Regions from separate parts of the Homo sapiens genome. Here region 1 is linked to region 2. A link is a loop called in an ENCODE intact Hi-C map of the cell type or tissue named here. Cell type or tissue: ovary. All regions are shown on one strand. Links, peaks and the distances in the headings refer to the core of each region. The heading gives the core; the rest is flanking DNA. Region 1 overlaps ARMC9 (armadillo repeat containing 9). Region 2 overlaps ARMC9 (armadillo repeat containing 9).

Evidence for each region. Peaks named below come from ENCODE experiments on the same cell type or tissue, not always from the same donor. Only the 100,000 strongest peaks of a DNase experiment are listed, where the experiment ranks them.
Region 1: it touches region 2 in a loop (2.3-fold over the local background); 5 of 110 quality-filtered maps call a loop at or near these places.

The regions. Positions count from the first base shown.
Region 1 is chr2:231,264,034-231,279,037 of GRCh38, forward strand. It overlaps ARMC9 (armadillo repeat containing 9), which reads left to right. Exons shown (of 25, transcript NM_001352754.2): 13 at 6,949-7,039; 14 at 8,922-9,045; 15 at 12,603-12,742; 16 at 14,349-14,425. Among named protein-coding and RNA genes, the nearest start is that of ARMC9, 73 kb to the left of the region's middle. In ovary, for the core only: a CTCF peak has its summit at 6,869; DNase peaks (open chromatin) are centred at 6,437 and 6,988; H3K4me3 peaks cover 1,439 bases; H3K27ac peaks cover 4,146 bases.
Region 2 is chr2:231,219,323-231,234,326 of GRCh38, forward strand. ARMC9 (armadillo repeat containing 9) reads left to right here. Exons shown (of 25, transcript NM_001352754.2): 6 at 3,406-3,498; 7 at 7,452-7,476. Among named protein-coding and RNA genes, the nearest start is that of ARMC9, 28 kb to the left of the region's middle. RefSeq lists enhancers at 3,118-3,417, 9,062-9,131. In ovary, for the core only: a CTCF peak has its summit at 8,163; a DNase peak (open chromatin) is centred at 8,199; H3K27ac peaks cover 785 bases.

The DNA.
Region 1 (15,004 bases), core at 3,598-11,597, 44 kb after region 2:
GATTATGTATAAAATGAAAATGTGTCCTCTGATGAAAGGTGTGTTGGGTTTTGTCATCTGTGATTTTTGTCAAAAAGGCAGTGACCTCTATAGCCATTGAAGAGAGTAATTTCTTCCTCAAGTCATTATATGTAGTTGCTATGGTTTACTTATATATATTTTTTGAGATGGAGTCTCTCTTGTCGCCCAGGTTGGAGTGCAGTGGTGCAATCTCAGCTCACTGCAACCTCTACCTCCTGGGTTCAAGCAATTCTCCTGCCTCAGCCTCCCAAGTAGCTGGGATTACAGGCGCCCGCCACCACACCCAGCTAATTTTTTTATTTTTAGTAGAGACGGGATTTCACTGTGTTGGCCAGGCTAGTCTCGAACTCCTGACCTCAAATGATCCACCTACCTCAGCCTCCCAAAGTGCTGGGATTACAGGCGTGAGCCACTGTGCCCAGCTGTGGTTTATTTATTTATTTATTCATTTATTTATTTTGAGATGGGGTTTCACTCTAGTCGCCCAGGCTGGAGTGCAGTGGCACGATCTCGGCTCACTGCGACCTCCACCTCCTGGGTTCGAGCGATTCTCTTGCTTCAGCCTCCCAAGTAGCTGGGATTACAGGCATGCGCCATCACGCCCAGCTAATTTTGTATTTTTAGTAGAGATGGGATTTCTCCATGTTGGTCAGGCTGGTCTCGAACTCCTGACCTCGGGTGATCCGCCCGCCTCAGCCTCCCGAAGTGCTGGGATTACAGGCCTGAGCCACTGTGCCCAGCCTGGTTTATTTTTTTAAGAAGAAATGAGCTGCTGGGCACAGTGGCTCATGCCTATAATTGCAGCACTTTGGTAGGCCGAGGCGGGTGGATCAGGAGGTTAGGAGATCAAGACCAGCCTGGCCAACATGGTGAAACCCTGTCTCTGCTAAAAAATTAGCCAGACGTGGTGGCACGCACCTGTAATCCCAGCTACCCAGGAGGCTGAGGCAGGAGAATCGCTTGAACCCGGGAGACGGAGGTTGCAGTGAGCAGAGATGGCACCACTGCATTCTAGCCTGGCGACAGAGTGAGACTGCGTCTCAAAAAAAAAAAAGAAGAAGAAATGAGCTGAACGCTTGAACCCTTTTACACTGCTGGTGGCAATGTAAATTAGTACAACCACTATGGAAAACAGTACGGAGATTCCTTAAAGAACTCAATGTAGAACTACCATTTGGTCCAACAGTCCCACTAGTGGCCATCCACCCAAAGGAAAAGAAGTCATTATATGAAAAAGACACATGCACACACACGTTTTCAGTTTGCAGTTACAAAGATTTGGAACCAACCTAAGTGCCCATCAACCAAAGAGTGGATAAAGAAAATGTAATATATATACAACATGAGATACCACTCAGCCATAAAAAGGAATGAAATAATGTCTTTTGCTGCAATTTGGATGGAGCTGGAGGCCTTATTCTAAGTGGGGTAACTCAGGAATGGAAAATCAAATATCATATGTTCTCACTTGTAAGTAGGAGCTAAGATATGAGGATGCAAACAAAAATTTTATAATGGACCTTGCACAGGTGACAGTGTTCACTGTATCCACTGGGTGCACTGAAGTCTCAGAAGTCACCACTAAATAACTTATCCCTGTAATTAAGAACCACCTATAACCCAGAAACTTGAAATAAAACTTTTTTTCTAAAAAAAAAAAAGAAGAAATAGGCCAGGTGTGGTGGTTCATGCCTGTAATCCCAGCACTTTGGGAGGCCTGAGGTGGGCAGATCACTTGAGGTCAGGTGTTTGAGACCAGCCTGGCCAACATGGTGAAACCCTGTCTCTACTAAAGATGCAAAAATTAGCCATGTATGGTGGTGTGCACCTGTAATCCCAGCTACTTGGGAAGCTGAGTGCTTGAACCCGGGAGACTGGGGTTGCAGTAAGCTGAGATTGCGCCACTGGACTCTAGCCTGGGCAGCAGACTGAGACGCCATCTAAAAAAAAAAAAAAAAAGAAGAAATGAGTTGAAGTTCTCTTAAGATGTCAGAGAATCTGCAGGGCAGAAAGACTCCTTGTCCAACATGGATGCTGTGTCACTATGGCACCAAGGTAAACTGACCTGTACAGACAGGAAATTGAATTCGTTGGTTCATTCCTCTCCCATAGTGGTTCTCAAAGTTTAACATGCATCGTTATCTCCTGGAGGTCTCATTAAAACAGATCACTGGGTCCCACCAACAGTTTCCATTCAATAGGTCTATGGTGGGGCCCAAGGATTTGCATTTCCAACAAGTTTTCCAGTGATGCTAATACTGCTGGTCCAGGATGCGTTGAGAATTACAGCTTGAGACCAAAAACTTGAATGGAGCCAAATTTAATGAAATTGTAGAGAACTGAATTTTTCATTTTTAGCTGAATTCTTAGTTTCTAGACTTCATAAATATCTCTCTTCATATCTCTAAGCATCTTACCCATTTTTAGGTGTACAGTTCAGTGGTATTAAACACATTCATAATGTGCAACCATCATGTGCCATCCATCTCCATAAATAACTTTTTTCATCTAGTAAAACTGAAACTCTGTACCCATTAAGCAATAATTCTCCATTTCCCCCTACTCCAGGCCCCTGGCAAATTCCCATTCTACTATCTGTCTCTATGATTGTGACTACTCCAAATACCTCATATAAGTAGAATTGTACAGTATTTTTCTTTTTGTGACTGGCTTATTTCACTTAGCTAATGTCCTCAGGTTCATCCACGTAGCATATGTCAGAATTTCTTTCCTTTTTAAGGCTAACATTTCATCATATGGGTGGACCATATTTTGCGTATCTATCTCTTCCTCCGTCAGTAGAAGCTACTGTGGATAGTGCTGCTGTGAAGTGTGCATGCACATCCTGACTGTTGTGTTAATCCGCTCCTTGCTTTTCTTTATAGTTTTCCCATCTATGTATATCCCGCATAATACAGTGTTTGCTTTTGTGCTGAGTAGCAAGCATCAGCCTTGCTCTGCAAGGAAACAGGACTGTGCCCATGTTAGATGAAGTTAGCTAGGAGAAGATGGCATAAACCAAAGTTTGGGATGACAGTTAGACATAGCCTCCCTGAGCACTTATTGATCCCCTCTGGGGACATTGGTAATCAAAAGTGGGAGAGAGTCCTGGGAAACACAGAGCGTCTGGCGGAATTGAAAGGTGGGCCAGGTACCAGTTGTCCAACAGCAATATTTATTTTTTTTTTAATTTTTTGAGACAGTCTCGCTCTGTCACCCAGGCTGGGGTGCAGTGGCGTGATCTCGGCTCACTTCAACCTCCGTCTCCTGGGTTCAAGCAGTTCTCCCGCCTCAGCCTCCTGAGTGGCTGGGACTACAGGTGCGCGTCACCATGCCCAGCTAATTGTTGTATTTTTATTGGAGATGGGGTTTCGCCATGTTGGCCAGGCTGGTCTCAAACTCCTGACCTCAGGTAATCCGCCTGCCTCAGCCTCCCAAAGTGCTGGGATTACAGGTGTGAACCACTGCACCCGGCCCGGCAGCAATATTTATGCCTAAGGGCAATGGTGAGCTGCTGTGTATTTTGGCTTTACGCTCACTTGATCTACTTCTAGTTCTCAGGGGTTGATCACTTGAGAACACTTCTGTGGGAGTAAAAAACTGTTCGCAGCTAATCCACACAGCAGGGCATGGAAGGGGGAGCTAGAACTTCACTAGCACTGTTTAGGGTTATCCAAATGCAGATAAGAGTCTGGGCTCGTTTCACCAGTCATTTTGTGCTCTGTTTAAAAATTGGGACCTCGTGCACTACTTTGGAACACGGGCAGCGTTTACTAAAACTGAATACCTTATGTCCTAGCAAAACCACTCCTAGATAAGCCCCAACCAAAACGTGCCCATATGTTCACTAAAAAACATGCAAGAATATTCATAGCTGCAGTTCTAGAACCAAAACACTGGCTGCAACCCAAATGTCCATCAGCAGTAGAATGAATACCTGTGATGTATTTGTAAAATGGGATACCTTGAGCAATGAGAAGGAACACAGCAGAGACCCTGGGTGAATATCACAGACATATTGTTGAATGAAAAAGTCAAACATAAGAGAATATATAATATATGGTTTCATTTATTAAAAAATTTAAGGAGGAGCCAAGTAACATGAATCTATGATGTTAGAAGCCAGGAGAGAAGTCACCCTTGGTTTGGAATGGGGTTCTGGAAGGGCATCTGGGACTATGGTCATGTTCTGTTTCTTTATCTGGTTACTAGTTAGCCACATGTTCGCTTTGTGAACACTCATCAGGCTGTACATGTGATCTGTGCAATGCCCTGTGTAGATGCTATACTTCAGCAAAAAATCAACCTAAATGGGTGTAATGGTAATAGGCATCTTGGGGACGACAGCCTTTGACATGTTGCCCTCTTGAATTAGCTGGGTTTAGTCTGGAAAACATTCTGGTGCATAGCTGCTGTCCAGGAGTCTCTTCACCAAACTTTTATTGATTCCTTTCACCTCTCTCCTGAATTGGATCTCTGTTTCCAGTGTCCCATATTATCTTATTTCTTGACTTGTTCTCTCGGTTGGTGGAACACATCCTTTAGTTAATAACGTCTAGAGAAAAAGTACACAGGAAGTAAATTTTTTTGAGATCATGTATGGTCAAGAAATGTCTTCATTCTTCGTATAGAATCCTGGATTGTAAATAATTTTCCTTCAGAATTTTGAAGACATTGCTCCATTGTCTTTTAGGTTCCAGTTTTGCTGTACAGAAATCCAAAGCCAGCTGGGCACAGTGGCTCATGCCCATAATTCTAGCACTTTGGGAGGCCAAGGCAGGAGGATCGCTTGAGCCCAGGAGTTTGTGAGCAGCCTGAGCAACATAGACCCCATTCTCTAAGAAAAAAAAAAATTCTTTTAAATTAACCAGGCATGTTGGCGTGCACCTGTAGTCCCAGCTAACTCAGAAGGCTGAGGCGAGAGGATTGCTTGAGCCCAAGAGGTTGAGGCTGTGAGCTGTGATCACACCACTGCACTTCATCCTGGGCAACAAAGTGAGAGCTTGACTCAAAAAATTTAAAAAAAGAAATCCAAAGCCATTCCAATTCTTTATCTTTTGTATGTGACCTGTGTTTCTCTCCCTAGAAGCATATTGAATCTTCCCAATTTCCCATTGACGTCCTTCATGAGGTATATTTTAATCCCTTTTATTGAGCACTTTGTGGGCCCTTTCAGTCTGACAACTTTCATTCTGGTCTTGAGTTATTTTGTTGATGGTTTCTTCCCTCTGTTTTCTGTGTTCTCTCTCTGAATGTTGAACCTCCTGAACTGGTTTTCTATTATAGTTTTCTCTCATCTTTTCTACTTTTTGTTCCACTCTTTAGGAGATTTCTTTTCTTCTTCTTTTTTTTTTTTTTTTTTTTTGAGACAGTCTCACTCTGCTGCCCTGGCATGATCTCAGCTCACTGCAGCCTCTGCCTCCTGGGTTCAAGCAATCCTCCTGCCTCAGCCTCCCGAGTAGCTGGGATTACAGGTGTGTGCCACCACGCCTGGCTAATTTTTGTATTTTTGTAGAGACGGGGTTTCACCATGTTGGCCAGGCTGGTCTCAAACCCCTGACCTCTCTGCCCACCTTGGCCTCCCAAAGTCCTGGGATTATAGGCATGAGCCACCCTGCCCAGCCTCCCTAGCAGATGTCTTCATCTTTATTTTCTGACCCTTCTGTTGACACTTTTATTTCCTTTTTGATAGCATTCTCTTGTTTCATGGATATAATACAGTTTCTTATATCTTTGAGGATATTATTGATGAATTTTTATTTAATTTTTAGTTTTCTTCTCCCTGCACGGTCTCATTTACTCCAAGCCCCGCCCCCACCCTCCCCCCCTATTTGTTTTGGCCTCCTGGTAGAAACTTTTCTCAGATGTCTGCTAGTCCTTGGTGATCTCCTAATGAGAGATTTGGAGTGAAGGGGACCACAAAGCCATTGAGTGTGATGGTGGGGCCTGTCGATGGATAGTTCCACCCAGGGGGATCTGGGTGGGCCGTTTGCTGGGAACCTCTGATTTCACGGTCTCTAATTCTTTCCCCGTGGGCTGGTCATTTCACTGTGAGAATAGTCTTCTAATCTCAGGCCTAGAGGGCAAAGGTCTGGTTGCCAGGGTCCTGGGAGCCAAGTTTTGGGGTGGCCCTCTGTTCCACATTCATTCTGCATTTAGACACTAACCCCCCTCTCCATTTTGTTCTAGAACCCCGGCAAGCCTTGCTCTCCTCTGCCTGGTGTCCCAGATCCACAGACCCTTTGTGTCTCCCTCACAAGGGAACACCCTCTCCCCAGCCCTGTGCTGAGAGGTGTGCAGGAGTCACATGAGTGGGATCCAAGTGCTTCTTGAACAACTTTAATTCATTCGTCTTTATTTTTCTTCAGCTCTTAAGTGCTTTGAGGAGTGAGTAATGGAAATTGGGTAATTCCACAGTGCCCGTTGCTGCCTTGAGATTTGGCCTTCTTGAGCCTGCTAAGCCTCTTGCCATGCTGCAGTCCCACTTCCAGAATTGTGGCGTTATCGTTTCTCGTGCTGTTCTCTCTGTCCTTGGGAATTATCTTTTTTAACAGTCCATTTATTGTAGTTTTACTGTGGCTTAGAGGGAGCCAAATTAGTCATGTGTCTTGGATCTGCCATTCTAACCTGGAAAACAGCCGCAACGGTAACAGCAAACAGGACTGCTTCCCTCGCGCCAGTCACTGTTCTGAGGGCTTCGTGTAATTAATTCATTTAATTTGGAAGTCTGACTAACTTATTTTTGCCAAGTCTCATCAAATTTCAGTTGGAAAACAAGGATTCCAGATGAAATGTTTGGCTTTAGTCTGTTTATTTCACCTCTAATAAATTCAGGCAGAGGAAGAGAACTACCAGACCCGAAGAGGAGGCGTGTGTTTATCTCTCCGTGTTCTTAACCTTGTTTTTCCTCTTGACGTTTTCCCCCAGAGGAGTGTGCTTCAGTTGCTGCACTCCACGAGCGACGTGGTGCGGCAGTACATGGCCAGGCTCATCAATGCTTTTGCGTCACTGGCAGAAGGTGAGACATCAGCTTTGCTTCAAAGATAAGAGCTAGGTCATATTGATGTGCTTTTTCCTTTGAAAATGAGCGTTCCTCCCAAGTTTCTTAGAGATGACGCTTCCTCAGTTTGTTACCGTTTAATTCATCTAAGGTCTTTTGTGAAAATTAATTGTTGTCATATTGCTTTAGTTTATATCAGAGCACATTTGGACAGTTTTTGGGGTTTATTTTGTAAACCTCCCGGTTTTATTTTATAAAGCTTTCTGGTTTTGTAACATAGTAACATTTTATATTGCTTTCAAGTATATCACAGGTAATGAATGCATCTTCTATAATTTTCTACTTAAGGCAAAATAAGTGAAACAATTACGGCAAAATAAGCTTAGCGAAACAAAGCAGACTCCAATAAACACTGCACCATTTCCTTCAGAAGACTATGACCTCTTAAATCAAAGGATTTGAAAACTCTGAAAATAACATGCCCCCATAACTGAATTTAAAATGATTTTGCAAAGTGCCATTATCTTCCGTAAGTTCTTATTTATTTGAGCTCTTTATAATGTGAATAAAGGGAGTTTTCAAATTATGAATATATGATACTCCAAAACTTTGTTCATTTGTTCATTCGTTCTTCCATCCATTTGGCAGACATTTATGATAAGCCAGGATGTGTTACTGAGGACCATTCATATAATAATACTGTTGAAACTTATGTCTGAAATTAACATCTTCCATATCCATTCAGAAGTCCACAACAGGCTAGGGACCATTCTGGGCTTATTACAGGGTCCCAGGTGTGGCTTCCTGCTTCTTCTCCAGGCCTTGTACAGAGAGTGTGTATGGAAGCATTCCTTGGCTGCCTCTGTTGTGAAGACTTAAGGGCTCATAACACACACATTACCCCTCATTTCTCTTTGTAGATCTGACTGTTGGGTTCAGGATTTCATGGAAAAAAAAGGACAATGCTCCCCACAAGAACACAGCAATGAATTATGTTTAGCTCACAAGAAGAGTGGTTTTTCTAGTCACCAGATATTTCATTGAATAAAACCAACGTTTAACGTTTAGAAGAAATATCTTTTAATAAGTTTTAATAAGTTTTGTGGGGGTTTTGTGTGTGTGTGTGTGTTTGGTTTTTTTTTTTTTTTTTTTTTTTGAGAGAGTCTCACTTTGTCAACCAGACTGGAGTACAGTGGCATGATCTCGGCTCACTGTAGCCTCAACCACCTGGGCTCAAGGAATACTCCTCGCGCCTCAGCCCCCCAATTAGCGGGATCAACAGGTGTGCATCATCATACCTGGCTAATGTTCCTTAGTTTTTATAGAGATGAGGTTACGCCCTGTTGCCCAGGCTGGTCTCCAACGCCTCGGCTCAAACAGTCTACCTGCCTCAGCCTCCCAAAGTGCTAGGGTTACAGGCGTGAGCCACCTTGCACAACCAGTAAGTGTTTGTTTGTTTGTTTGTTTGTTTGTTTGTTTTGAGATGGAGTCTCGCTCCGTCATTCAGGCTAGAGTGTGGTGGCACGATCTCAGGCTCACTGCAACCTGCCTCCTGGGGTCTAGCAATTCTCCTGCCTCAGCCTCCCGAGTAGCTGGGATTACAGGCATCTGCCACCACACCCAGCTAATTTTTGTATTTTTAATAGAGACGGGGTTTCACCATGTTGGCCAGGCTGGTCTCAAACTCCTGGCCTCAGGTGATCTGCCTGCCTTGGCTTCCCAAACTGCTAGGATTACAGGCGTGAGCCACCGCGCCCTGCCCAGTAAGTTTTTTAGAACATAAAATTACCCAAACTCTACTGTGTTATATGCAAAGTAAGTTTTCGTGGAAAGTGGTTTTGTAGCATACCAGATAAATTATTTCTGTCTTTCACCTGTTTCATCTCTGGTGTATTATCAGGTCGCCTCTACCTTGCCCAGAACACAAAGGTGCTGCAGATGCTGGAGGGAAGGCTGAAGGAGGAGGACAAGGATATCATCACCAGGGAGAATGTTCTTGGGGCCCTGCAGAAGTTCAGTCTCAGGTAACGACTGTGCAATAGGTCACGGTGTCTCCTGTGAGATCAGATTGAGTTAAAATTCCCATGGCAACCCAGGAGGCAGATGGTATTTTTCCACTACACTTTGGAGAGGTTGGATGACTTTCTAAGACAGAGCTAGAAAGCTTATCTGTAATCCACTAAACTATCCTGCGCAAGGCTGCTGGGGATGGAGGAAGACATTTTCAAAGCATCATTGGATTTTCCTAATGGACATTATCGAGTGCCAGCCATGCAGGATTGTGTCTCAGGGCATGTGCAGGGCTTAGAGACAGACACATGAATCAGACCTGATAGAGCCTCAGCCCTCAAGTTACTTCCAGTCCCCTGTGGGAGCTGCACACATGAATGCACATCCCAGCAGAGTGTCAAGGGCAGTTCTGTGGAAGTCAGGGTTAGGGCCTCCTGACCTTGTCCATGATCCCAGCAGCCCACCCCATGGGATCAGCCTAGACCGTCATGACTTGGAACCAATGGGGCCAGGCTAATTTCTGTATTTCTAGTAGAGACAGGATTTTACCATGTTGGCCAGTCTGGTCTCGAACTCCTGACCTCAGGTGATCCGCCCACCTCAGCCCCCCAAAGTGCTGGAATTACAGGCGTGAGTCACCGCACCCGGCCCCGTAGGTTCCTTTTTAGTTTACAGTTTTGTTGAGATGTATTTACACACCATAATATTCCCCCATATTAAGCATACAATTGAAGGATTTTTAGTGTATTTACAGAGTTGTGCAGTCATCACCACAATCCAGGTTTAGCACATTTCCATCACCACAAAAAGAAACCTCATACCCATTTACAGTCACTCCTCATTCCTACCCCCAGTCCCCGGTAGCCACAAATCTGCTTTCTGTCGATTGACTTGTACTGGACGTTTCATATAAATGGAATCATGTAGTGTGCACTCTTTTGTGACTGGCTTCTCTCACTTAGCATCGCGTTTGCAAGGTTTGTCCATGTAGCAGCATGTGTCAGGGCCTCATTCCTTTTGTGGCTGAATATGTACTCCATTATGGCTACATCATATTGTTTGTTTGTTTTTGAGATGGAGTCTCACTCTGTCACCCAGACTGGAGTGCAGTGGCGCAATCTTGGCTCACTGCAACCTCCGCCTCCCGGGTTCAACCAATTCTCCTGCCTCAAACTCCTGGGTAGCTGGGATTACAGGCGCACACCACCACACCCGGCTAATTTTTGTATTTTTAGTAGAGATGGGGTTTCACCATGCTGGTGAGTCTGGTCTCGAACTCCTAACCTTGTGATCCACCCGCCTCGGCCTCCCAAAGTGCTGGGATTACAGGTGTGAGCCACCGCGCCCGGCCTACACCACATTTTGTTTGTCCTTCAGTTGATTGGCATTTGAGTTGTTTGCATTTTTGGCCAATATGCATAATGCTGCCATGAATGCTTCAGCACAAGTCTTCGTGTGGACATATGTTTCTTTTTCTCGTGGATCGGCATCTAGGAGAGGAACTGTTGGGACATATGGTAATTTTTTCAGAGTTTTTATTCTCTCATGATCACCTCAAGTTCTCTTTGACTTTCTTGAGAACTCTAGTCCCTGGAGTCTTCAACTTTTTTCTGTCGGTCCTCTTCTGAACACACTTTCTTCCCATCAAATGTGGTTTACATTTGACTGACTCACAAATAACCAGAAGCCTACAAAGTGAAATGGTCTAAGCATGTGTGTTTTTAGTGGGGGAAGGGATAGGTATTTGTATCTACCATTTGCCAGCTCCCTGCCAATGAAAATTCTTTGTTCTAACTATATGAATCGAAAAGAACTGTAAGTGCTGCAGAGTCATTACTTCCTCAGAGCATACAAACACTTCATTTCTTTTTGTTTATAGAGAGAACTTTGCTCCATGTTGATCGCTTTGGGGAAGTTTTTAGAAATTCAATAACTATAGTTAAGTAACAGATACAAGATATGGTGAAAAAAATACTTCCTCCTGGTAATGCAAATGTTTACTGCCTGTTTATCTTTTCCTCTAAGTGTTAATTTAAGCTTTTTTGTTCTGTAAATGTGCTTAACCTTTTTGCAGTTTTCCAGAGTCTCTGCAATAAATGAAGAAGGTAGCTAGTTACCAAGAGAGCGCAGTCTTCACTGTATTCTAATAAGCCACCCTGATTGGGTCAGTGTAGTGTTTAAGAACAGGATGAACGGATAACTGGTTCTGCTGTTCTGTCCTGAGTGGTGGTTTCACCATAACCTGCGCATCCGGAGATGTGCAGAGCTGGCTTCTCTGTGGCATGTCAGTTTTCTACTAATCCAGATGGCATCTCATAATGATACCACACTTAGTCTCAGCAATTCTTAAAGCTAACCTGATGACATTCACCATCACACATTTTGATGGGGTATTGGATTTTGTAAGATTCTACACCTGGACTTTGGGTGGAAAATCATTCCTTATAATTTGCATTAACCAGGTCATTAAACTACCCTTACTCTATAGAAATGTGAATCAAAGTGATGTTAAGCTAGGCTTTTGCTCCTCCTTGTTTTCTTTATTTTTATACAGCTCAGAGTGCCTAGAGCTGGATTATAGAGCGTTTAGGTAAAAATCTATTTGTCAGCTGGGCACGGTGGCTCACGCCTGTAATCCCAGCACTTTGGAAGGTTGAGGCAGGCAGATCAGCTGAGGTTGGGAGTTCGAGACCAGCCTGGCCAACATGAAGAAACCCTAGCTCTACTAAAAATACAAAATTAGCTGGGTGTGGTGGCGCATGCCTGTAATCCCAGCTACTTGGGAGGCTGAGGCAAGAGAATCACTTGAACCCAGGAGGCGGAGGTTGCGGTGAGCCGAGATCGTGCCATTGCACTCCAGCCTGGGCAATAAGAGCAAAACTCCGTCTCAGGAAAAAAAAACAAAAAACCTATTTGTCAAAGAAGTATTTCTATGGTCCTGTTTCCTGGGTTAAGTAAACCAAAAGCTACAAATAAATATTTATTAGATATTTGAAGCAATGCTCTGCTAATTTTAAATATTGAAAAGGAAACTTTCAAAGTAGGAGGCCTCCTTACCACCTTATCTTTATTTAAACCCTTAATAAATATCCCTGAAATGTAAAGAATTTTTGTTATTTCAATTGTATGGGTTTAACAAAAATATTCCTCAGAGTCTATGTCTTCTGTAAGTTTGTCTTTTCTGATATGCATTCACATTACTGTTTCTTCTTTTTTTTTTTTTTGAGACAGAGTCTTGCTCCATCGCCCAGGCTGGAGTGCAGTGGTACGATCTCGGCTCACTGCAACCTCTGCCTCCCGGGTTCAAGCAATTCTCGTGCCTCAGCCTCCCAAGTAGCTGGGATTACAGGCGCCGTCACCACGCCTGGCTAATTTTTGTATTTTTAGTAGAGACGGGGTTTCACCATGTTGGCCAGGCTTGTCTCCAACTCCTGACCTCAGGTGATCCGTCCGCCTTGGCCTCCCAAAGTGCTGGGATTACAGGCATGAGCCACTGCTTCCAGCCTACTGTTTCCTCTTATATGAAAAGTTTCTTGGCAGTTTGTATTTACCGTAGGCTCTTTCTTCCCAGGCGCCCGCTGCAGACAGCGATGATTCAAGACGGCCTCATCTTCTGGCTGGTTGATGTTCTGAAGGACCCTGACTGCCTGTCTGACTACACGCTGGAGTACTCGGTGGCTTTGCTCATGAACCTCTGCCTCCGCAGCACAGGTCTCAGCCCCGACCCTCATTCTAGTGCAAGAAGGGGAAGAGATCTTGACTCTTGAAGCTGGGTTTCTAGTGAGCCTGATATGGTTTGCTTTTAGTCTCATAGAAAACTAAAAACAGAAAAAGGAGTAGAAAGCATTTCCAACTAGGTATCAAGCTGTTGAATCCCTGAAGGCAAAATCCATTCTTGCCCTGGAAAAAATGTCTTGTATATATGTAGTGCCTGCATTAAGAGGAGACTAAGTTCATTTACCTTTTTCTTTATTGCATTATTCAGAGGTAGGAAATTAAGAATATGATCCCCTTTTCTGAAGACAAAGAAGTGTGTTCCCAAGATACTATAGGATTAAGCTGGCCGCAGTAGCAGTGACACTAAACCACACTTCCTGCCCTGAATCACACTCTTTTCCCTGCCCCAGCCCTGGAGGTGGAGGTTCTCCTGTGGGCACAAGTCATTTATATACTTGATCAGTCATTTATATACTTGATCGCTGAAGGTAGTGATTTGAGCTTTTCCAGGTACAGGTACTATCTCATTTAAATTGTTACCTGGGATGAAAGAAGCTTCTTTAGAAGAGGTGCCACCTCCAGGCTGTGGCTTTCCCCAGCCTGAGCATCCAGTGTTAGGAGAGAAAGGCTCCCTGGGTAAACAGCTGGCTCAGGAGGACTTGTTGGAGCATCTTCCCCTCTATATACTTTGTAGACTGAACCATGTAACTGTGTGTTGTTGACTGAGTAAATGACTGTTATTTCAGTCATTTAAAAAAATAGCATGCAAAAAGTCCTAGCCTTTTTTTTTTTTTTTTGAGATGAAGTCACGCTCCATTGCCCAGGCTAGAGGCAGTGGCATGATCTTGGCTCAGTGGTGCAACCTCTGCCTCCCGGGTTCAAGCGATTCTCCTGCCTCAGCCTCCCGAGTAGCTGGGATTACAGGTGCCCACCACCACACCTGGCGAATTTTTGTATTTTTAGTAGGGAGGGGGTTTTACCATGTTGGCAAGGCTGATCTTGAACTCCTAACTTCAAGTGATCCACCCACTTCGCCCTCCCAAAGTGCTGGGATTACAGGCGTAAAGCACCGCACCCAGCCAAAAGTCCTAACTTCTAATATGTTTATCAGATTAGAATTAGCTTTTCTTCATCATCATCACCATATTTGCAGTGATTTTTATGATGATGTTTATAACTACTAAAATGCCTATATGGTCTTCCTGATGGTGGTGTCCGTGCGTGGGAGGGAGAACGTTGCTCTATAATGTATTGTGCTTTCACTGTAATGACTCGCTCTGTGCTCTGACCGGAGTAATAGCCACCACTTGGGATGGTTTACTGAGCACCGAGGTTCTATGCTACACTGAGTCCTTTACATACATTAGTCTACTTAATTTTGCATCACCTTTTGAGGTAGGTATGAATAGTAATCCCTGTAGTAAAGAAGAGGAAACTGAGGCCCAGATTGGTTACATGACTCACCCGAGGTCATACAGCTCACCCGAGGTCATACAGCTCATGAGCAGAGGAGCCAAGATTTGTCTCCAAGTCTACCTGACCTAAAATTGTGCTTCTGGGTTTAGACATGTCATGTTTAGCTTTGATTTGTTTCCCATAGGGAAGAACATGTGTGCCAAGGTGGCAGGCCTCGTGCTCAAAGTCCTTTCGGATCTTCTTGGCCATGAAAACCATGAGGTACTCATTCAGCACTGCTGGCCCTGGGCTCGGGGAGGCTACACTGGGGACCCAATGCCTGTGACCCCACAGGCACACAGCTGGCCCAGGATGGTTGCTGTATTTGAAAACTGTACATGTTCTCTGTCCTTCTGGGATTTTCATAAGCAACTGGAAATCTTTTATAATTTTTAGAATTTTGGAAGTCAGAAGCAGGATGTTCTTTCCGTCCCTGTCTGCTTGGCCCACTGGCCTGTGCCGGGCCCCTCCGGCATTGCTGTTTCTCATCATCTAGCCCCCAACATTCCTCCCCCACATGCCATTCCCTTGGTATGTTTAATGTATCTCTGTGGATGTGGATGGAGCCTTAAAAGAGATATGATACTGTGTATGTGTGTATTGAATTTACAGAAATAGATTGCCCTTTAAGTCTCATTCTGTTTATGGCTTTTCCCTTGTGTTTTTAGGACCTTTCTATGTTGCTTTACATATGTCTAGTTCATTAAGTGTCACTACTGCAAAATAGCCCCTTGTTTGTGCCCCTGACATTTTACTTATCCAGCCTGTACACTTCGAGTGCCATCCACTCTCTGTTGCCAC
Region 2 (15,004 bases), core at 4,368-12,367:
TACATGTCTTTAAAACCCCCTTTCCTTGAAGATCTCTTCTTTCAGTTCTTGTTTGACTGCAGTGTCTTTATTGCTTTCTCAGATAGGATTAGAATACTAGGTTTACAGTTATTGTCTCTTACTACATTGAAGATACAAATCCTAGCTAGATTGCATCATTTCCTAGCTCGCATTGCTGCTATTTTGAAGTTGGCTGTCAGTCTAATTGCCGTTCCTTTGAAGGTGATCAATCTCTTTTATCTGGCCTCTGGGTTTGTATCATTTCCCTACAGTGTTTCTAGGGATAGATTTCTATTTTTACTTGAGATTTGTTGGGTTTCCTGGATGTGAAGTTTTGTGTCTTTCAACAACTCTGAAAAATTCTCAATTAGTATCTCTTTGTATAGTATCATTCTCTTTATTATCTCCTAGATATCTGACTAAATGTATATTAGACCTATTATATTCTCCATGTCTTTTTTTTTCATTAAAAAAATTGTAAAATACACATAACATAAAATTTACCATTTTGACTTTTCTTTTTAGTATTAAAGAGATGGGGTCTCACTCTATCCCCCAGGCTGGAGTGCATGATTATAGCTCACTACAGCCTTGACCTCCTGGGCTCAAGTGATCTTCCCACTTCAGCCTCCCGAGTAGCTAGACTATAGGCGTGCGCCACCACCATTTTGACCATTTCTGAGGGTTCAGCTGAGTAGTGCTAAGAACGTGCAAATCATTGTGCTCGCCATACCTTTTAACATCTTATGTTTCCTTCTCTTAATCTCTCTGGCTGTATTCTGGGTGATCTCTTCACATCTGCCTTCCAGTTCACAAACTCACCCTCCAGCTATGTTTAGTCTGTTCTTTAACCTTTTCATTGAATTTGTAATTTCAGTTAACTCTTTTTTTTTCAGAAGTTTATTTTTTTGTTGTTTATTGAAATTGCTGGGACATTTTTATAGTCTCTCATTCCTTCCTGTCTTTTATTTCTTTAACACATTAAAACTTTAGGCCAGGTGCAGTGGCTTACAGCTCTAATCCTAGCACTTTGGGAGGCCAAGGTGGGCGGATCACCTGAGGTCAGGAGTTCCAGACCAGCCTGGCCAACATGGTGAAACCCTGTCTCTACTAAAAATACAAAAATTAGCTGGGCATGGTGGCTAATGCCTGTAATCCCAGCTACTCCGGAGGCTGAGGCAGGAAAATCTCTTGAACCCGGGAGGCGGAGGTTGGAGCAAGTCGAGATCACACCACTGCGCTCCAGTTTGGGCAACAGAGCGAGACTCCATCTCAAAAAAAAAAAAAAAAAAAAAAAATTCCTTGGCTTCCTAGCTCTAATTTTCCTCCTGTCTCTGACCTCCTGTTCATTTAACAAATCGACCCACCACGCCCAGCTTGGAAATGTTCTTATTCTCAGAGTTGAAAGCACAGAAAAAATAAGAATGGTCAAGAAAAAAATAGGTGACTCATGTCCAAAGAGGCTTTATTTCAGTCTCATCCCTGTCATTAGCAGAGCATCATAAAGTAAGTAATTACATTGAAAACACATATTTGTTGGTAATACAAAATAGTAATCAACAACAGAGCAATCTAACTGGAAGTCTGTATGTCCCAAGCATTTTGTTTTGTTTGTTTTTTGAGACATAGCAGTCCTTTCCTGAGATTCTTCTCTGTGTGGTTGAGCGTAGACCACCTTGAGTTGTAGCACCTGGGTGATTTCCCTAGGGCTGCCCTAGCAAAGTACCACAGGCCAGATGCCTTAAGACAGCAGGCATTCGTTGTCTTACAGTTCTGGAGGCTGCAAATCTGAAATCAAGGTGTTGGCAGGGCTATGCTGTCCCTGAATCCTAGGGGAGGATCCTTCCTTTCCCCTCCCAGCTTCTTGTAGCCACGGGTGTTCTGTGACTGTGGCAGCATCATTCCAGTCTCTGTCTCCATTGTCCCATGGCCGTCTTCCTTCTGTGTCTGTGTCTAAATTTTCTTCTTCTTGTAAGGACATATTGGATTAAGGTCATATTGGATTAAGGACACACCCTACTCCAGTGTGACCTTATCTTAACTTTAATTACATCTGCAACGACCCCATTCCCAATGACCTCATGTTCTGAGGTACCAGGGGTTAGGACTTCAGCATGTATTTTGAGGGAACACAGTTCAATCCATAATAACACACACCTTATAAACAAAGTTATCATGCAGTATCAGGGAATTACACAATTTTTTAAAAATATAAGAACTCTCTGGTCGGGCATGGTGGCTCATGCCTGTAATCCCAGCACTTTGGAAGGCCAAGGCAGGTAGATCACTTGAGGTCAGGAGTTCGAGACCAGCCTGGCCAACATGGTGAAACCCCGTCTCTACCAAAAAAAAAAAAAATACAAAAATTAGCCAGGCTTGGTGACCCTCGACCCAGCTACTCAAGAGGCTGAGGCAGGAGAGTTGCTTGAACCTGGGAGGCGGTGGTTGTAGTGAGCATAGATCGAGCCACTGCACTCCAGCCTGGGTGACAAAGCAAGACTCTGTCTCAAAAAAAAAAAAAAAAAAGAACTTTCTGCTCATCTGGCAGTATTTTTTCTAGAAATCAGATGACATGCTGGCTAGAATGATTGGGTGGGGGTGGGAGGCATGGAGGAGGGTACAGAGCTGGAGAGGCAGAGACAGTGGGGAAGGATGGAAAGGTCTGAGGGCCATGGGGCAGCATCTAAGAGGATGGTGGGTATGAATTTTTAGTGGCTTCGCTGCATTTTTGTGGAACTTCTTGGTTTGGGTGGAAGATATTTCTGTATAAAGAGTATAAGGAAAATTGTCCTGAGACAAAGATTGTTACTTGTTATGTTTTTTCTTATTTAAGTCATTAATTTTTTCTTCTTGATGAGCATTATTTGAGATAAATAATTTGTTTTTAAAGGACAAATCATGCTAAGACTATATCATAATTCTTGACATGGTGGGGTATTTGTGGCAGAAAATAGCTTCTGTCCTTTTTTCTTATCTAGACGAGGTTTGTGGAAATGAGTCCCTTTCTTGGGGAGACTCTCAGTAACTTAGTGATAATTGTTTATGTTACGCCTCCCAGTGCTGTGCGTGCCTAGACTGTACTGAACTATTTTTGGTATGCAGCCTAATAAGGTTCCTTGTCACGACTGTGTTTAAATCACATGAAATACTCAAATCATGTTCAGGGTTATTTTTTCCCTGTTTATGAAAGAACTCTATTTTTTCTTCCTACTGTGGGCACTTGAATCTTCTGTAAATGAGTTGGTCAGATGTCCTAAGACCTGTTTTTCACAGCCTCACGTCACTGGCATTTTGGTTTTGGTTTCAATCACTGTGCAGGGTTTTTTAGCCTAATGACCTCAACTTGATGATGCTATTGGTACTTAGTAATCTAATGTTTGTATTTTTGTTCCCTTTTTTCTTTAGGATTCCTGGACTCCAGAGTTAAAGTTGAAGTTGATAAAGTTTCTAGCTTTAATATCTAAAGCCAGCAACACGCCAAAGCTTTTAACAATATATGTATCCTTTTGAAGCAAATAGAGACCACCTATGGTTTTAGAGCAGATTTTATTTAGAGTTGCACGCTGGCTTAGGTTTATTGAGGTTGCCTCATTAAATCGGGATAATTAATAGTGTTGCTTTCATATTTACAAGGTCAATGAATCATTAATGGCAGGGCCTATAGAGATCAACTTCTATATCATTGGATCTCTGAGACTTTCTTTTTGGCAAGGTCTTATTTTGATGTCACGTGGCTAGAAGTTGTCTTGGTAGAAAAGAAAGTTTACCTTCTTGTAAAAGAATTCCTTGGGATAATTGTCCCTTTGCAGAATGTCACTTAACCACTTTTAAGCCCTTCAGGCCATGGCATATGGATCGGGTGACCATCTAACTTGTCATTCAAATTGGGACTTCTTTTTAAATAACTTTATTGAGGTGTAAATTTACATACCATAAAATCTACCCATGGTAAGTGTACAATTTAATGCTTTTTGGCAAACGTACAGAGCTGTGCAGTATCACCACAGTCCAGTTCAAACTGGGACACTTTTGAAAGTAAAAAGGGGCACTAACTGGACAAAGTACCAGGGTGACAGGTGTAAATAGAGCCTGTTTCAGAAAGAGCAGAACGTTAGGTCACCCAACCCATGGAAGACTAATTTCCCAAAGGTTATTAGTTTTTAAAGACAAGTATCTCCTTTTACTTGGAATAAAAATGTATCCAAAGTTATTTCATAACAAGAACATAATGTTTTGAATGGTAAAATTGGTCACTGTTTAGTTTAATTTCATGAAAAATTTAGGCTACTTTGCTGCGTAATACCTTCTGCTTCCTTTCTAACTCCAAAGCATTTGACTTTCTTGACCTAATTGAGGTTTTATTTGTCACTAGGACTCCATGCCACATTTCTACTTGAGCTTCCTAAGCCTTCCCTGTTGCCTGTATTCAAATTCCTTAGCCTGGCCTGAGCCGAACGGACTGATCTACAGCTCTCGTCTCTGCCTTTATATCCTTAAGGCTTTTGTTTAAATTCTTCTGTTTGCCTACATACCACGATGTTTGCATATCCAAACCTTTTCCTTCCTAGAGTTCCATATACAGTGATTTTCAGTGAAACTAGAACTTTTCCAACTTGACTTATAATTATTTGAATACGCTTTAAAAAAGCATTTCTCAGCTTAATTTTTTTTTTTCTTGATACTGCTCCTTGTGGAACAGGGCTACCCCATAGGCAGTGTGCCCAGAGTAGCTCAGCTTAATAATTATGGGTGCCAATATGTTAAGAATCTAATCAAAATGATTTACATGGTAAATTATATTAGTTATATTAAAAATATATTAGTATACTCAAAACAGTACCTGACTGGGCCCCGTGGCTCACGCCTGTAATCCCAGCACTTTGGGAGGCTAAGGCGGGAGGATCACTTGAGCCCAGGAGTTTGAGCCCAGAGTGGGCAACATGGCGAAACCCCATCTCTGCAAAAAGTACAAAAAGTTAGCTGAGCATGGTAGCATCCATATGACTATAGTCCCAGCTATCTGGGGGAGACAGGTGGGCGAATCACCTGAGCCCAGGAAGTTGAGGCTGCATTGAGCTGTGTATTCTGCCATTGAACTTCAGCCTGGGCAACATAGTGAGACCCTGTCTCAAAAAAATAAGAATAAAAAAAGATCATAGTACCTATTTTATAGGAAGAGTATGAAGATTGAGTTAATACATATAACTTGTATGAAACAGTCCAGTATATAGTAAGTGCTTGATAACTGTTAGCTGTTGGCATTAGAATTTTTAAGTACTTGTCACCTTTCATCCTGTTCCACATGCTTTGAAGCATATGCTGAAATATAGCAGGTAACTATAAATAACATTCTAATATTTTCCTTGTTACATGAAAATACTTGTAGTTCAGTTCAATACATTAAGCTTCTACTATGAGTCAAATATTGTTCTAGGATTTAGGGATATAAAGAAAAGGCCAAGATGTAATTCTCTTAGCCAAACTGGAGCTTTGAACAATAAAATAGGAGTCTGTGAGGCAAACAGAGGAGGGATGGGAATTACAGGTAGAGGGAACAGCCTGTGCAAAGGCACTGAGACAGTGCCTGGGAAACTGAAATAATTTAATATTACTGGAGCAGAGTATTGGCATAGACAAACTCAGAGACTAGGCAGGGCCTAGGTCATAAAGGTTTATGCCAAGTCCTATAAGGAATAAGGAGCCTTTGAAGCATTTTAAGTAAGAGAATAACAGTTGTATTTGCAAAAAATAACTTTTTACTTCCTGATTATAAAATCAACTATATTCCTTATAGAAAATTTGGAAAGTACAGAAAGGTTTTTAATACAGACATACACCCAAATTGTAATAAAGGTAGGTACATGTATGTGTGTGTATATTTCTATGCATTTTTATCAAAGGAAGAGAACATCTTCCCATATCATTAAATAGCCTTCAAAAGCAGGTTAAGTTCCCTCAGAGGTTTAAACGTAGAGTTACCACATGACCCAGGAATTGGTCCAGGCTGTACACCCAAGAGCTATATACCCTAGCTATATACCCAAGAGAAATGAAACATACATATGTCCACAAAACAACCTGTACACAAATGTTCATAGTAACATTATTCATAATAGCCAAAAAAATGCAAACAACTCAAATGTCTATCATCTTATGAATGGATAAACAAACTGTGGTGTTATCCAAATGATGGAATATCGTTTGATATCATCCAGCCATAAAAAGGAATGAAGCACTGATTCATGCTGTAACATGAATGATCCTTGAAAGCATTATGCTAACTGAAAGAAGCCAGTGGCAGGGACCAGGTATTATATGACTCTATTCATAAAATGTCCAAAAGAGGCAAATCTGGAGAGACAGAAAGTATATTAGTGGTTGCCAGGGGCTGGGGAGAGCAGGGAAAATGGGAGTAACTGCCAGTGAATACAGGGTTTCTTTTGGAGGATGATGAAAATGTTCTAAAATTGATTGTAGTGATGGTTGCATAACTCTGAAAATACTGAAAACCATTGAAATGTACACATTGATTGATGATTGATTGATTGATTGAGTCAGAATTTTGCTCTTGTCACCCATGCTGGAGTGAAATGGCGTGATCTTGGCTCACTGCAACCTCCGCCTCCCAGGTTCAAGCGATTCTCCTGCCTCAGCCTCCCAAGTAACTGGGATTACAGGCACCCACTACCAAACCTGGCTGATTTTTGCATTTTTAGCAGAGACAGGGTTTTGCCATGTTGGCCAGGCTGGTCTCAAACTCCTGATCTCAGGTAATCCACCCGCCTCAGCCTCCCAAATTGCTGGGATTACAGGCGTGAGCCACCACACTGGCCTGAAAGGTACACTTTAAATAGGTGAATTATACAGTACGTGAATAAAGCTATTACCAAAATACTAAGGAAAAGTTTAAGACAAATTAAGGGAAAAGAAACATGTTAAGTAACTGTCTTCAGTCATGCAGCCAGACGTGTGGGAACTGAGATTTGAACCCAGGCAGTCTGGCTCCAGAGTCTGTGGTCTTAGCAATACTGTGCTATGCTGTTTTCACCTCAATATCAATTTCCTTAGGATAAAGCTTTGAATTGAAGTTAGAGTTGAATTATGTATAAAATCAGATTTGCATTTTTAGTTGGCTTGGTAGCAGTGGGGAAGGCCTTTGGAAGGGGATAGGAAGGGGATAGGAGGCTGTTGAAATAGTGCAAGACTTGAATTCAGACAGTGATAATTGAAATGGGGAGAAGAGGACTTGCCTTCTTCTGAAATGGGAGTGGGTCAGGCCAGTATGGAGAAGTTGCTTAGCTATTTACAGCAACAGTTGGAGCTGGCCCTCCCGGCTCCGAGAATTCTGTTTCATCATGCTGAGGTGCTTTCTCACATTGGCCACAGGATGTCCGATACCCCAAGTACCGTTCCCTGAATGCCTGTTTTCCTGAACTTCTTTTTCATCCCAGAAGGAGAATGGACAAAGTAACAAAGGTAAATCATCTAGATTTAAATTTGTCTAAGAACAACTTTGCCAGTTCAGGTTTGAAGTAGTAAGATCGGTGCAAAGATGGAGAGAATTCATGATTTTGGCTTTAAGAGTCTAAATATTTATGAAAGGCTTTGCAGTCATAGTGACCTGCAGTTCCTTGAGGCCCATTTTCGGGAGGGCTGGTATTGTTAGCTTCGTCTTGCATGTCAGGTAGCTAAGCCTTGGAGAAATGAAGAGAATCCAATAACATCCCAAAGGGAGGTAACTGCAGCAGCAGCACATTTTCCCTAGAAGGTGTAGGGCAGCATGGGTAAGGATAGAGTTCTTTTAATTTAATTTATTTTAATTATTTTAATATTTAACTTTTACCTTGAACTAGTCAACTGGGGTCTTCGAAGACATATGGAGTACCCATTCTTATCAAGCATTTTCCATTCCCAAGTAGGAATTCCAGTCTTCAGTTTGTAGCATGAAGTGTTATTTTTCCATGGTCAATTGTTTTTACCAGAACTGTTCACTTTTGAGTAAGGTGAGAAAAAGTGTAGTTAATATGAAGTTGGTGGCCCCAGTTGGGGCGCTGTACCTCAGTTTTGCCTTTGATACTACGTTTTGACAGCTGCTTAAATGATGATGCTGGAAAGGGCCTGTGATGCATGTCATCCCTCTGGTGAGTATTGATGGCATAACCCTCAGTTCCCAGTAGGTGGAGTGTGACTACAGGAGATCTTGTTCCATGCGCCAGCACATTTGCCCTTTCAAAGCAGAGTCATGCCAGAGAGGATTTCAGAACTCCCTGCCATTGCTTTTTCCTGTTTCTTTTTAGGGAGTGAAACTCTTTTAAAGAAAGGAAGCATTAATTAGTAAATTATTTAGCTGTTTGCTCACCAGGGAGTTGGCAGATAAGCAATGGGGTTTGTCAACCTCAGGGAGAGCTTGGGTTTGGGTTTGTCACTCAAGATGGCTTTGGCAGCGTCAGCCTTTGAGAAGGCTTCGGATGCTTGGTTTTGCTCTTGGTAGCCTCAAGCATCCCCAGCTCAGCTGTTCTAAGTGTGTGACTGGTTCTGCCAGCCATGCTGACCCTTCTGTCGCTCAGAGGGGACAGGCCCTGCTGGCCCTTCATGGAGGAGCAGGGCTACAGATACGGCCCCATGGGATCAACCTGGACTGCTCCAAGGGTCGCAGGAGCACCCTGAGTCTTGGAGCTCCCCAAGGTTGCCCTACCCCCAGTACAGTATGTGGAGGAAGACTCCCAGCCTGCATCCTCAGCTCTGCAGGCCCGCTCTCTCAGTGCTAGCCTAGGCCCAGGCCTGGCCACGGTGCGTCCCGGGCCAGTTTGCTCACATCCAACACAGCTGGCATCTTCAACTGGACTGGGACTTTGGATCTTGCCCTGCAGCTCCTGGAAATACACCTCAGCCCACTGTTCCATTGCTGCCTGACAGACCATCCCGACTTGGTGGCACAAAACAATGACATTCACTTATAATGGTGATGATGAGCCTGCATGGTCTGGGAGCTGTGGGCTCAGTTAAGCTGTTCTCCCTCAGCGTGTCTCTCAGGTGCAGTCAGGCGGAGCGGCCTGGGGCCAACTCCAAGGCACTCACACGCAGAGTGGTGGTCGGTGCTGGCTGTCACGTGGGGTCTCAGCAGAGGCCCTTGACGAGAACACCTGCGTGGCCTTGTGGTCTGGGCTTCCTCCAGGCATGTTGCCTGGTTTCCAAGGGTGAATGTCCCCAGAGAGAGCCAGGAGGAAGCTGTATCACTTTTTCTAACCTAGCCTCTGAAGTCAGTCAGTCATTTCTGCTGCATTCTGTTTCTTGCAAGTGAATTCCTAAGGCCCCCTCACCTTCAGAGAAAGGAAATTACATTCCTCTTCTTGATGGGAAGGAGGGTGTGTCAAAGACTACAGGCATTTTAAAACCACCACCATACCCTGCATCTCTGGACCCTAGAGAACTGCCTTAGTTGTTAGTTGAATCTGCCAGGTCGCTGTTCTGAACTAGCCTTTGGACCCCCAGGCAATGGGGGCAGGAAGGTGGTGAGAAACTTCTCTCTCTGGTTCCTGAGTTTCTGCAGCTCATGTCCCCCTAGCATACACTGCATTTTTGAGCATAGCTTTCTTCTGGGAGCATTATGTAAATCTGATAAGTGGCCCAGTTTTGCAGATCAAATAAACATGGGAAGGGGAATGCAAATAAAAGAATTGTCTTTCTCTACAGGTTTTTAATGTTGGAATTTCAGTAAGGAGACCAGTTTTTAAGCCTTCTTTAGGGTCAATTTTAACTGAGTTTTCTGGAAGCCAAGCAGAATGGCTGTGGATTTGAGTCTGGCAAGCAAAGTGCATCTGTGGCGGAGTGAACTCTGTAATGTGGTGTTGCTATGGAGATTGGAGATTCGCATTTTGGGCCCAGGCATGACAGTCATTTGTCACCCCCTTGTCCCCTCATCCTGCAGCTAAGGCTGTAATAACCAAAGGCACAGACATGCCCCCAGTTTAATTTAATTCTAGACTCAGGCATTGTTTTAAGTGAAGTGGTTGCATGATATCATTGTTCTGTGTATCTTGATAGGAAGTTTTCACGGTTAAGTGAGATTACCAGAAGCTTTTAAAGAAGACAGGAAAGGCACTTGCAGCAGAAACTTCTCTCAGAAGGAATTACGTTTGAAATGCTGTGTGGAATAAAAACAGGTTGACAATGTAGTAACATCGGATTATTATTTTCACCTAGTCACTTAAAAAGGATATAGAAATAGTATCTTTTGGCATTTCTAGCATGAATTGATTCAACCCTTTCAGAATGAGCAGTTGATCATTTTTCTGGAGTTTGGAGCCCTAAACAGTATTTTAAAAAGTAATGACTCATATTCATAAGTTACATTATAACTTTCTTCATCCAGTATCTGTGGATTAGCAAAGTAGCAAGGAGGTAATTTTTATCTGAATACAAACAGGAAAGAGTATATCATTATAAAGACAGAGAGGTTAATTTTAGCTTTTCATAGTGGGTGAGAAAAACAATTCCATATTTAAAAGTTGATCATTTTGTCTTGAGCAGCCAATTAAAATCTCATTTACCCTTTAAAAAAAAGTACAGTGCCCTAAGTGAAGTAGAAAAGTTAAAAAAGAAAGCTTGAGTGGCGGGGGAGAGATTTACATCACTGTTATGTCAGTAATTTTGGATATGAAGAGTCTCAATAAATTTCACTGGCATGACTAAGATGGTTTTATTAAAATAACATGGAGGTTATAATAAGACATCTCCATTAAAAGTTGAGGTCTTGTCACTAGGCGTGGTGGCTCATGCCCGTAATCCCAGCACTGTGGGAGGCTGAAGTGGGAGGATAGCTTGAGGCCAGGAGTTTGTGACCAGCCTGGCCAACATAGTGAGACCCTATTGCTATAAAAACTAAAAAAAATTAACCGAGCGTGGCGACGTACATCTGAAGTCCCAGCTACTCAGGAGGCTGAGATGGAAGGATGGTTTGAGCCCAGGAGTTGCAGCGAGCTATGATCGCACCACTGCACTAGTCTAGGTGGCAAAGCCAGACTCCGTCTCAAAAAAAAAAAGAAGAGGAAATTGAGGTCTTGCATGGCAAGGCATCTTGGTTTAGTTGTTCTTGTCTCATAAAACTTTTGACAGGGAAAATAGAAAGTCCTGTTTAATGCTCTGAAATAAAGCTGATGTGTTTGAGCTATCACCCACGTAGCTTCTAGTCATGGACAGGTCTTGTTTGTAGCTAGTTAAGGTATCTGCAAGGTGATGTCTCTGGGTAGCAGCCTCTCCTCCTAAGGAGTATACAGTTGTCCCTCAGTATCTACAAGGATTGCTTCCAGGACCCCCACAGATAACTAAAATCAACAGATGCTCAAGTCCTTTATGTAAAATGGCATGGTGTTTGCATACAACCTACACACATCTTCCCATATACATTAAGTCATCTCTGGATTACCTATACCTAATACAGTGTAAATGGTGTGTATACTGTTGTTATACCATTTTGTTTACGACATGAAAATGATATGAAAAAAAGTCTGTATGTGTTCAGTACAGGTGCTTCTTTTCCCGAATATTTTCAACCTGAGGTGGTTGAATCCACAGGTGCAGTACCCATGGATATGGAGTGCTGACTGTATTTGAAAATGGTCACAAACATTTCAGCCCTATTGCCTGCTTCTCTCTTTCCAATAGGCTGCAGGCAGTTAGGCCTTTTATCCCGGAGATGTGCCACACTTTGAAATTGTCATAAATTCTGATTCTGGGTTCCCAAGGCAAAAGTTCCACAGATAATCTCTTATGTTTAGTAAATTGCAGAATGAACTTCCGGGGGGAAGGGTTCCTTTGTGCAGTCCGGAGGGACTGCTTTGGGGACATTCACATTGGTGACTTGGGAGGTCATTGAGCCTAGCTAATGGGTTTTGGTACTTGATTCATCATGTACCACTTGGTCCGTGTTGAGAAAGTTTGCATAGATGTTCTCCAATACTTACGACTGCAATATGGGATTATGAATAGTATTCTGTAGAATTTTCATCTTTGAAAGTTTTAACTTATCTAATTTTGAACTCTCTATATATATATGAAAAACTTTATTTGTATTCATTTATTTTTTTGAGACAGCGCTGTTGCCCAGGCTGGAGTGCCGTGGCATGATCTTGGCTCACTGCAACCTCTGCCTCCTGGGTTCATGCGATTCTAGTGCCTCGGCCACCTGAGTAGCTGGGATTACAGGCGCATGCCACCATGCCCAGCTAATTTTTGTACTTTTAGTAGAGACGGGATTTCACCACGTTGGCCAGGCTGGTCTCGAACTCCTGGCTTCAAGCAATTCAATCGCCTTGGCTTCCCAAAGTGCTGGGATTATAGATGTGAGCCACCATGCCCCACCTGAAAAAAAAATTTTTTTTTTTTGAGATGAAGTCTGGCTTTGTCGCCCAGCATGGAGTGCAGTGGCGTGATCTTGGCTCACTGCAACCTCCTGCTCCCGGGTTCAAGCAATTGTCCTGCCTCAGCCTCCCAAGTAGCTGGGATTACAAGAGTGCGCCACCATGCCCTGCTAATTTTTGTATGTTTAGTAGAGACGGGGTTTCCCCGTGTTGGCCAGGCTTGTGTCGAACTCCCGACCTCAGGTGATCTGCCTGCCTTGGCCTCCCAAAATGCTGGGATTACAGGCGTGAGCCACTGTTCCCGGCTGAAAAACTGTAATAATAGCACGAATTTAACACATTCCTTTTTTTTTTTTTTTTTTTGAGACGGAGTCTTGCTCTGTCACCAGGCTGGAGTGCAGTGGTGCAATCTCGGCTCACTACAACCTCCACCTCCCTGGTTCAAGCGATTCTGCTGCCTCAGCCTCCTGAGTAGCTGGGACTACAGGTGTGCGCCACCACGCCCGGCTAATTTTTGTATTTTTTGTAGAGATGGGGTTTCACTATGTTGGCCAGGGTGGTCTTGATCTCTTGACCTCGTGATCCACCCGCCTCGGCCTCCCAAAGTGCTGGGATTACAGGAGTGAGCCACTGCACCTGGCCAAATTTATCACATTCTAAGAGGCAGAAGGTAGTGACCCCCTTTCCCTAATGTTTAAGGAGAATCTTGATAAATGATTTTCAGGGCCATTCTCAGGGGAGTCAAGTACTGGATGTAAATTCATGCCAGGTGACTTTTTTTTTTTTTGAGACGGAGTTTCGCTCTTGTTGCCCTGGCTGGAGTACAATGGCATGATCTCAGCTCACTGCAACCTCCACCTCCCAGGTTCAAGCGATTCTCCTGTGTCAGCCTCCCAAGTAGCTGGGATTACAAGCATGCACCACCACACCTGGCTAATTTTATATTTTTAGTGGAGATGGAGTTTCACCATGTTGGCCAGACTGGTCTTGAACTGCTGACCTCAGGTGATCCACCTGCCTTGGCCTCCCAAAGTGTTGGGATTACAGGTATGAGCCACTGCGCCCGGCCTTTGCCAGGTGACTTTTTAAAGTTATCTTTCAAAACTGAGATTTGTGGATGTTGAATAATAATAATAATTCATTATCATTGATATTTTGGGTTTTTAATTATTTATTTATTTATTTTTGAGACAGAGTCTCACTCTGTCACCCAGGCTGGAGTGCAGTGGCGTGATCTCAGCTCACTGTAACCTCCACCTCCTGGGTTCAAGCGATTCTCCTGCCTCAGCCTACTGAGTAGCTGGGACTACAGGTGCGTGCCTCCACGCCTGGCTAGTTTTTGTATTTTTAGTAGAGACGGGGTTTCACCATGTTGGCCAGGCTGGTCTCGAACTCCTGGTCTCAGGTGATCCACCCGCCTTAGCCTCCCAAAGTGCTGGGATTACAGGCGTGAGCCACCGCACCCAGCTGAAGATATTTTGGGTTTTAATAGTAAAAATATTTTACTTCTGTATATAAACAGTAATCAAACATGAAGGTTTTTGAAATACAATTTGAATGTAGGTTTTTAGAACACAAATTAGGAAGAATGGTTAACTTAGGTTATCTCAAACCTGTGGTGTGCACCAGATCCATTTGAGGAGTTTGTTGACTATATAGACATTCAGACCCCACTCAGTGTCTATAAAATCAGAATCTCTGGGAGTGAGGCCTGATCATCTTTATTTGTGGGTGATTCTGATGTATTTCAGAGCTTGCATGCCACTGCTTTAGGATGGAACCTTTCTGCCACTTTTAAAAGTTATCTACTTGTGGCCGGGTGCGGTGGCTCACACCTGTAATCCCAGCACTTTGGGGGGCCGAGGCAGGTGGATCACCTGAGGTCGGGAGTTCAAGACCAGCCTGACCAACATGAAGAAACCCCGTCTGTACTAAAAATACAAAATTAGCCGGGCATGGTGGCACATGCCTGTAATCCCAGCTACTCGGGAAGCTGAGTCAGGGGAATCGCTTGAACCCGGGAGGCGGAGGTTGCAGTGAGCCGAGATCACGCCATTGCACTCCAGCCTGGGCAACAAGAGCAAAACTCCATCTCAAAAAAAAAAAAAGTTATCCACTTATATAGAAATGTATTTACAAAGTCTTTCACCCCTTTCCATGAAATGAAATAGTAGTAATAGCCACCACTATATAACCTTCTCTAGGTCAGCCATTGTGCTAGGCATGTTGAGTGTCTTTTTTTAAATTTAATCTTCACAATAACCCATCAAAGCAATTATTGTCTCCATTTTATAGGTTAGGAAATGAGAATTACAGAGTTAAATATTTTATCTGTGGTTACCCAGCAAAAAGGTAATAGAGTAGGGATTTGAGCCCAGGTCTTTATAATTTTAAAATATCTCTCCATATCCTTGAAACCTGTTCTACAATGAAGACTTCAAATATTGTACAGTACTTGGATCAGGACAATAGTGAGTTACTCTGGGTTTGGGGGCACTGTTACCTCCTTTCGTCCAAAGTGTGACTTTCAAGAAAGAGGGAAGGTGGTATGGGCAAAGAAGTGCCAACACCGATGAGGATTTGCCTATTCCTGCCGAGACCAGGGTGGCTTGGCTTCAGTGTCTTTAGGGCTGCCCACGGGGGGA